Regions from separate parts of the Homo sapiens genome. Here region 2 is linked to region 1. Evidence: read pairs that join two places in POLR2A ChIA-PET (ENCODE). Cell type or tissue: K562. All regions are shown on one strand. Links, peaks and the distances in the headings refer to the core of each region. The heading gives the core; the rest is flanking DNA.

Region 1 (4,386 bases), core at 277-4,276:
AGCCACACTGGCCTCTGTGCCGTTCCTTGAACACATCAGCCACACGGCCAGCCATAGCGCCTTTGCAAGGGCCTTTTCCTCTGCCTTGGAATGCTCTTCCCACAGACACCCTCATGCATCCTCCCTCATCCTCATCTCCCTTCAGGTCTTTACTCAAATATTTCTTTCTCAGTGAGGCCATTCTGGCCACTTTACCTAAATGACAGTCAGCTTCCCCTTCCCCCTCCTCCTCTACCGTTTTCTTTTCTCTATCTGACATTCTGTCTATTTCAGGAGCTTTTCCTGTTTCTTGTTCATCTCCTTTATTAGAACGCCAGCTCCAGGAGGGACTTTTGTCTGTGTTATTCATGTCTTAGTCCTCAGTGTTGAGAACAGTGCCTGGAATACAGTAGGTGCTCAATAAATATTGCTGGATGAATGAATGAATGATGAATGGATGCATGAGTGATGGGGAGGATAACAGAGCCACGAAGTGAAGTTGGGAGGAAGAATTTAGCCTGAGATTCAGCCCAACAGCCTGTACCCCTGGGGGTCTCCTCCCCTCCTTCCCCCGTCCTGCAGCCTCACTCAGTGTCCTGGGGCTGCCCAACCATCCAGCAATCCCGGGTGATCTGTTCATCTCTGTGGGAGGGTGCGTGTTTATCTCACCGCACCATGATCACACCGTCCAGCTGGTGAAGAAAAAAGTGGGTGGAACACGAGACCAGCTGTGACATGGTTTATTCTCACCAGGGGATGAACACTTGCAGCCACACTTGGGGCTATGCTGGCTTGCTGGTCTCAGCTTGCGTTCAACCTTGGCCATCTGGCCTGGCGTTTTATTTAGCTTTGTTCTCACGTATGTGGGGCAGTTCTGGAGTTTTGCCCCAAGTGATGAGAGCTCTTCTTGGCCCCAGCTTTACTTTTTCTTTCATCTTGCTGGTTGCTTGTCTATGCAAAGATAGGGGGGAGGGGGTCCACCCTGCCCGAGATGGGGAAGCTTCTGGTTGTGGCCAGAAGGAGCATAAACACCCTTGTATATGCCCATATCTAACTATTGATGCTATCTCTACTTGTTGGTGCCTATATCCATTTATTGATGCCTATATCTACCTGTTGATGCCTATATCCACTTATTGGTGCCTATATCCATTTATTGATGTCTATATCCTCTTATTGGGCCTGTAGCTACTTATTGATACCTATACCCACCTATTGGTGCCTATATTCAGTTACTGATGCCTACATCTACTTATTGATGCCTATATCTACTTATTGGCACCTGCGGCTACTTATTGATGCTTATGCCTACTTATTGAGCCCTATATCCACTTATTCCTGCCTATATCTAGTTACTGGTGCCTATGTCTATTTATTGAGGGCTATATCTACTTATTGGTGCCTATATCCACTTATTGATGCCTATATCTACTTATTGATGTCTATATTCACTTATTGATGCCTATATCCACTTATTGATGCCTATATCCACTTATTGTTGCCTATATCTACTTATTGATGCCTATATCCACTTATTGATGCCTATATCTACTTATAGGTGCCTGTGGCTACTTATTGACACTTATGCCTACTTATTGACGCTTATGCCTACTTATTGAGGCCTGTATCCACTTATTCATGCCTATATCTAGTTACTGGTGCCTATGTTTATTTATTGAGGCCTATATCTACTTATTGGTACCTATGTCTACTTATTGGTTCCTATATCCATGTATTGGTGCCTATATCCATTTATTGATGTTTATATCCTCTTATTGGTGTCTGCAGCTACTTATTGATGTCTATAACCACTCGTTGGTGCCTATATTCACTTAATGTGCCTATATCTACTTATTGATGCCTGTATCTATTTACTGATGCCTATATCCACTTATTGGTGTCTGTAGCTACTTATTGATGCTTATGCCTACTTATTGGTGTTTATATCTACTTATTGGTGCCTATGTCCATTTATTGGTGCCTATATCCACTTATTGGTGTCTATATCTACTTATTGGGGTCTACATCTTTTTTTGTTTTTGAGACACAGTCTCGCTGTGTGCAGTGGTTTGATCCCTGCTCACTGCAGCCTCCACCTCCTGGGTTCAAGTGATTCTCCTGCCTCAGTCTCCCAAGTAGCTGGCACTACAGGTGTGTGCCACCATGCTTGGCTAACTTTTTTTGTTTGCATTTTTAGTAGAGATGGGGTTCCACCATATTGCCTGAGCTGGTCTCAAACTCCTGAGCTCAGGCAATCTGCCTCCCTCAGCCTCCTAAAGTGCTGGGATTACAGGTATAAGCTACCACGCCTGGCCATGCCTACATCTATTGATTCATGCCTCTATTCACTTATTGGTGCTTATACCCACTTATTGGTGCCTATATCCACGTATTGATACCTGTATTCATTTATTAATTTTTTTTTTTGAGACAGAGTCTCACTCCGTCACCCAGGCTGGCATGCAATGGCATGATCTCAGCTCACTGCAACCTCTGCCTGCTGGGTTCAAGCAATTCTCCTGGCTCAGCCTCCTGAGTAGCTGAGATTACAGGCTACGCGCCACCACGCCTGACTAATTTTTGTATTTTTAGTAGAGACGGGGTTTCACCACGTTGGCCAGGCTGGTCTCGAACTCCTGACCTCAAGTGATCTGTCCGCCTTGGTCTCCCAACATGCTGGGATCACAGGCATGAACCACCACGCCCGGCCAGAATTTCCTCCCTCTCTAAGCCTGAATAACTTCTCATTGTGCGTGTGCACCACCCACATCTTTTTTTTTTTTTTTTTTTTTTTTTTTTTTTTTTTTTTTTGAGATGAAGTCTCGCTCTTGTCCCCCAGGCTGGAGAGCAATGGTGCGATCTTGGCTCACTGCAACCTCCGCCTCCCAGGTTCAAGTCATTCTCCTGCCTCAGCCTCCCGAGTAGCTGGGGTTACAGGCATGCACAACCATGCCCAGCTAATTTTTGTATTTTTAGTAGAGATGGAGTTTCACCATGTTGGCTAGGCTGGTCTCGAACGCCTGACCTCAGGTGATCCACCCACCTCGGTCTCCCAACGTGCTGGGATTGCAGACGTGAGCCACCGTGCCACATCTCTTTGTTTATCCATCCTGCCATCGACGCACATTTGGGTTGTTCCCTGGTTCTGAGTTTTCAATTCTAGGAAGATCCTTAGCAGTTGCTCCACACCTGGCTGCCTACCATGGAGAGTGTTTGTTCAGGGCCTGGAAACCGCTTTTACTATCAGCCAAATAAAACATCATCCGGAAGGTGACAAATGCATCTGAAGGTCGATTACAAATGACATTTAGATGATCTTCATCCCAGCGCCTCCTTAGTAGCTGTTAGAATCCACGGTCTGCTGAATTTCACACTCTCTAGCCTAGAACTTGGGAGGGAAGATCATGCCCCTGGGTCTTAGCAACCCTAGTTTTGTCCAGGGCTGGATTAAGGTGTTTTATTGATGGAGCTCTTAGCACACAGAGAAAGACAGGATCAAATGACAAGTGAAAGAAAGAGGATCAAGGCCAGAGAGAGAGCGAGAGAGAGAGAGAACAAGAGAGAGGAGGGGAGGAGATGTGATTTCAAACATAGATGTTGTTTTTAAGCTGCTTTTTAAAAATATATTTATTAAAAAAATTTTTTTAAGACAGTCTTATTCTGTTGCCCAGGCTGCAATGCAGGGGCACAATCTCGACTCACTGTAAACTCTGCCTCCCAGGCTCAAGCGATTCTTGTGCTTCGGCCTCTCGGGTAGCTGGGATTATAGGTGCCCGCCACCACACCTGGCTAATTTTTGTATTTTGTATTTTTAGTAGAGACAGAGTTTCACCATGTTGGCCAGGCTGGTCTTGAAATCCTGGTCCCAAGTGATCTGCCTGCCTCGGCCTCCCAAAGTGTTTAAGCTGCTTTTAAAGGAACACTTCTGTGCTCTCAACCAGGACTCCACACCTGCGTATATTCCACTCGAAGGCAAACCCCACGAAGTGCTGGGATTACAGGTGTGAGCCACCTCGCCCAGTCTTACACTCTTTGACAGAGCAATTCCACCTCTGGGGATTTATTCTGCAGAGATATTTGTAGCAGAACCTGAAGATCTACAATGCAGGACGTTGGCTGCAACATTCTGGGGAATAGCAAGAAATCAGAAAGACCCAGAGGTCCAGACCAGATAAATTTGATGGAGTCATTGAAAAATACTATCGAAAGCTGGGTATGGTGGTGTGTGCCTGTAATCTCAGCTACTTGGGAGGCTGAGGCAGGAGGATTGCTTGAGCCCTAGGAGGTTGAGGCTGCAGTGAGCTATGATCGTGCCACTGTACCCCAGCCTGGGTGACGTAGCAAGACCCCATCTCAAAACAACATAAAAATAAACTACAGGAACTGATGTGGAATATTTGTAAGAAA
Region 2 (4,386 bases), core at 123-4,122, 200 kb before region 1:
AGGCAGCAGTGCGGTGAACAGGTAGCGGGCACAGGTGTGCATGGGCACGCTCTCCCGGAACAGCACCTCCCCAAAGCCACTGAAGGGACCCCCTGCAGGAACAGCCTGAGCTCAGTCCCCAAGTGTGGGCTCGCCTCTGCCCTTCCCCAGGTCTCACTAGACCCCAGGCTTTAAGTAGAGGGTGGGCTGGCCCCTGGGTAGAGTGGCTGTGGCTAGATGGGTCTCTGGGGTAGGGGTTCAGGTCTGAGACTGAGGCAATCTCTGGGTAATCCAAATAAAAGAGGAGGCCTGGCGCGGTGGCTCACGCCTGTAATCCCAGCACTTTGGGAGGCCGAGGCTGGCGGATCACGAGGTTAGGAGTTCGAGACCATCCTGGCTAACACGGTGAAACCCCGTCTCTACTAAAAATACAAAAAAAATTAGCCAGGTGTGGTGGCAGGCGCAAGTAGTCCCAGCTACTCGGGAGGCTGAGGCAGGAGAATGGCGTGAACCCGGGATCGGAGGGTGCAGTGAGCCGAGATTGCGCCACTGCACTCCAACCTGGGAGACAGAGCGAGACTCCGTCTCAAAAAAAAAAAAAGAGGAGGCAGGGGACCACGGCTCATGCCTGTAATCCCAGCACTTTGGGAGGCCGAGGCGGGCAGATCACTTGAGGTCAGGAGTTTGAGACCAGCCTGGCCAACATGGGGAAACCCCATCTCTACTAAAAATACAAAAATCAGCCGGGTGTGGTGGCGCACGCCTGTAATCCCAGCTACTCGGGAGGCTGAGGCAGAAGAATCACTTGAACCCGGGAGGCAGAGATTGCAGTGAGCCGAGATCGCGCCACTGCACTCCAGCCTGGGTGACAGAGTGAAGACTGTCGCAAAATAAAAAAGGAAAAAAGGAAAAGGAAAAGAAGAGACTCCAGGCACACTCGCAGGTGAGGAGCAGGACTCAGATACAAGGTGGGGCCAGAGGGTGGAGGTGGGGCTGCACCTGCCTTGGGGAACGGGACCAGCGGCCAAGACCAGCAAGTCCGATAGCGTAGGGGGCCTTGAAGGGGCAGGGATAAACGGCTCCCTGTAGCGCTAGGGGACGGAGTCTCACAACACACAGGTCAATAGGGCCTGGCCATTGGCGGGGCCAATGAGGAGCAGGCCGGGACAGGGGCGGTGTCTAAGTTGCGGATGAAGGTGGGACGCCCTCGCTTTAACATCAACCACTTGGCTCACTGGCTCCCGGGAGGGAAGGGGGCGGCGCCTCAGCACACGCAGCAGTTGCTGGCTGGCAGCACGCACTAGGTGGCGGGAAAAAGAGCTGGCTCTCTCCTTTTAGAAACTGCCAAGGTATGAGGGGACAGTATCACCAGGAGGCGGGGCTAGGGGCGGGGCTGGGGCGGGGCCTCCCATCTGGCAGCAACCGGGCCGCTACAGGACCAGGGGCTGGACCCTACCCTTCAGCAACAGCCAGGCCTAGGGGCGCGGCCTCACCTTCCAGCAGCAGCCCCGCCTGCTTGCGCAGCACCTGCACCAACCGCTCATCCAACTCCACCTCCTCCAGCAGGGCCAGCAGCTGCTCCTCGTTGCGCACCACCTTGTCCTGGGCGTACAGCCCCTCCGGCAGGGCCCGCTGCTGCCCCAGCCCCAGCAGTGCCACCTCCAGCGCCAGCACCAAGTAGGACTCCCCAGGGCTCCCGGGCACAGGCACGTGCTGGTAGGCCACCTTCCGCTTCTCGGGGCCTGAGTCTGGGGGAGACAGGGCCAGGGCTGCTGGAGACGGATCCCCTTCCCTAAGGTCCCTGTAGCCCTTGGCCTCAAGCATGGAGACCTGGGCGCAGGGTAGGCTTTAGAGGGAGCCCAGAAGCTCCCAGCACTCACGGGGTTGGGGGAGCGCGGGAGCCCCACCTTCTAGCAGCAGCTAGGCCTATGGTGGCCTCACTTTCAGGAGAAGCTAAGCCTATTGGCTCTGGGCACTGGCCAGAGGAGGTAGCCAAGGGTAGGGGCGTGGCCAAGGGTCAGAGTCTGGGAGTTACCTTATAGGGGTACTGGGCCAGGGGGCGTGGCCAACGAGGCGGGGTTGTCCCACCTCCTCCAAGAGTACCCCATGTGAGTACCTGGGTAAAGGGTAAGTGTCTCCTCCTCCAGACGACAGGCCTCCAGGAGCGCCCTGCAGAGGCAGCCAATGGGGTCCAGGGGGTGCCCCACCCATCCTTCGGTGTTGGTGATGCAGGTGGAGCCCTTCTGGAGCAGCTCTGCAGGTGGAAAGAGGGGGCTCAATGCCCACACACCTGCCCAAGTCTCTAGGAGGGAGGGATATTCCTCTTCTTGACCTGCCAGCCAGCCTAGCCCCATAATGCCCACCACCTGCTCACCCAATGGTCACCTTCAACTTTTTTTTTTGAGGTGGGGTCTCGCTTATTGCCCAGGCTGGAGTGCAGTGGCCCAATCATAGCTCACTGCAGCCTCTGGAGCTCAAGCGATCCTCCTGCTTCGGCCTCCCAAAGGGATTACAGGCATGGGCCACCATGCCTGGCCACTGGACGCTTTCTAAAACACCCGAAGTGTCATTCCCCTCCTCATTGCCCTTATTCCCTCTCCACCTCTCTGAAGATAAAGCCCCAACAGCCTTTAGGGCCCCCAAGGACCAGTATGAAGTTTTTCCATATACTGGTGACCTGCCTCATCTGGAGGCCAATCCTCCAGCCTCGTCCTCCAAGCCACGTACTCTCTTCCCTCCTGGCTGCTGCTCATGGTGTTCCTTCTATTCTGAGCACTTCCTCCATCCCCTTCTCCTGGGTAACTCCTGCACATCCTTTTTCTTTTTTTAAATTTTTTCTGAGATGGAGTTTTGCTCTTGTTGCCCAGACTAGAGTGCAATGGCGTGATCTCAGCTCACCACAACCTCCAGGTACCTCCCGGTTCAAGGGATTCTCCTGCCTCAGTGTCCTGAGTAGCTGGGAATACAGGTACGTGCCACCACACCTGGCTAATTTGTTTTGGATTTTTAGTAGAGATGGGGTTTCACTATGTTGGCCAGGCTGGTTTTGAACTCCTGACCTCAGGCACTCCACCTGCCTCCACCTCCCAAAGTGTTGGGATTACAGGTGTGAGCCACTGTGCCTGGCCATGCACATCCTTAAATACTCAGCTAATTAGCCACCTGGCTAATTTTTAAAATCTAGGGGCCTTTCACTGATGCTGCCAAGCCTGGTCAGAGCTCTGCTCGGGTCCCAGGGCCCCCATGTTTCCTCCACGACACACTTTTCTTCGTTCAATTTCCTGATAGCTGATCCATCAACCCCATCGACTAGCTCTCTCAACTGGTGGCCTCCCTCCTGTCCCCCACCCCCATATCTAGTACACAATGTGGTTTTTGGGGCTCATACAGCCTCCTTCCCTCCCTCCCTTCCTTCCTTCCCCTCTCTCTCCCCCCATCTCTCTCTGTCCCTCCCTCCCCACCTCTTTCTTTCCTCTTCTCTCTCTCCTCGCTCTCCTCTCTCTCTCTTTTTTTTTTTTTAATTTTTTGAGACGGAGTCTCGCTCTGTCACCCAGTCTAGAGTGCAGTGGTGTAATCTTGGCTCACTGCAACCAACCTCTGCCTCCCAGATTAAAGCAATTCTCATGCCGCAGCCTCCCTAGTAGCTGGAAATACAGGTGTGCGCCACCACGCCTGGCTAATTTTAAAAATATTTTCAGTAGGCCAGGCACGGTGGCTTACACCTGTAATCCCAGCACTTTGGGAGGCTGAGGTGGGTGGATCAAAAGGTCAGGAGTTCGAGAAGAGCCTGGCCAACATAGTGAAACCCCATCTCTACTAAAAACACAAAAATTAACTGGGTGTGGTGGTGGGTGCCTGTAGTCCCAAGCTACTCAGGAGGCTGAGGCCGGAGAATTGCTTGAACCTGGGAGGCAGAGGTTGCAGTAAGCTGAGATTGCGCCACTGCACTCCAGACTGGGCGAAAGACCGAGACTCCATCTCAAAAAAAAAAAAAAAAAAAAAAAAAAAAAAAATTTCCAGGCACGGTGGCTCAAGCCTGTAATCCCAGCACTTTGGGAGGCCAAGGCAGGCAGATCACCTGAGGTTGGGAGTTCGAGACCAGTCTCACCAATGGAGAAACCCCATCTCTACTAAAAATACAAAAAAATTAGCCGGGCATGGTGGCGCATGCCTGTAATCCCAGCTACTTGGGAGGCTGAGGCAGGAGAATCCCTTGAACCTGGGAGGTGGAGGTTGCGGTGAGCCGAGATTGCTCCATTGCACTCCAACCTGGGCAACAAGAGCGAAACTCTGTCTCAAAAAAAAAAAGAGATGAGGTCTTGCTCTGTCACCCAGGCTAGAGTGCAGTGGCATAATTATAGCTCACTGCAGCCTTGAACTCCTGGGCTCAAGTGATCCTCCTGCCTC

Evidence for each region. Peaks named below come from ENCODE experiments on the same cell type or tissue, not always from the same donor. Only the 100,000 strongest peaks of a DNase experiment are listed, where the experiment ranks them.
Region 2: POLR2A ChIA-PET joins it to region 1 with 6 read pairs; 3 of 35 experiments call an interaction of 5 or more read pairs at or near these places.

The regions. Positions count from the first base shown.
Region 1 is chr19:13,612,449-13,616,834 of GRCh38, reverse strand. No RefSeq gene overlaps it. Among named protein-coding and RNA genes, the nearest start is that of CACNA1A, 110 kb to the right of the region's middle. In K562, for the core only: no CTCF peak of the experiment used is centred there; no DNase peak of the experiment used is centred there.
Region 2 is chr19:13,815,063-13,819,448 of GRCh38, reverse strand. It overlaps ZSWIM4 (zinc finger SWIM-type containing 4), which reads right to left. Exons shown (of 14, transcript NM_001367834.3): 8 at 2,096-2,233; 9 at 1,473-1,727; 10 at 1-92. It overlaps LOC107985334 (a long non-coding RNA gene), which reads left to right and starts at 1,607. Exons shown (of 4, transcript XR_007067143.1): 1 at 1,607-1,695; 2 at 2,847-2,947. It also overlaps the pseudogene RN7SL619P. RefSeq lists enhancers at 190-857, 858-1,526, 1,619-1,748, 1,527-2,194. In K562, for the core only: no CTCF peak of the experiment used is centred there; DNase peaks (open chromatin) are centred at 1,158 and 1,948; H3K4me3 peaks cover 1,107 bases.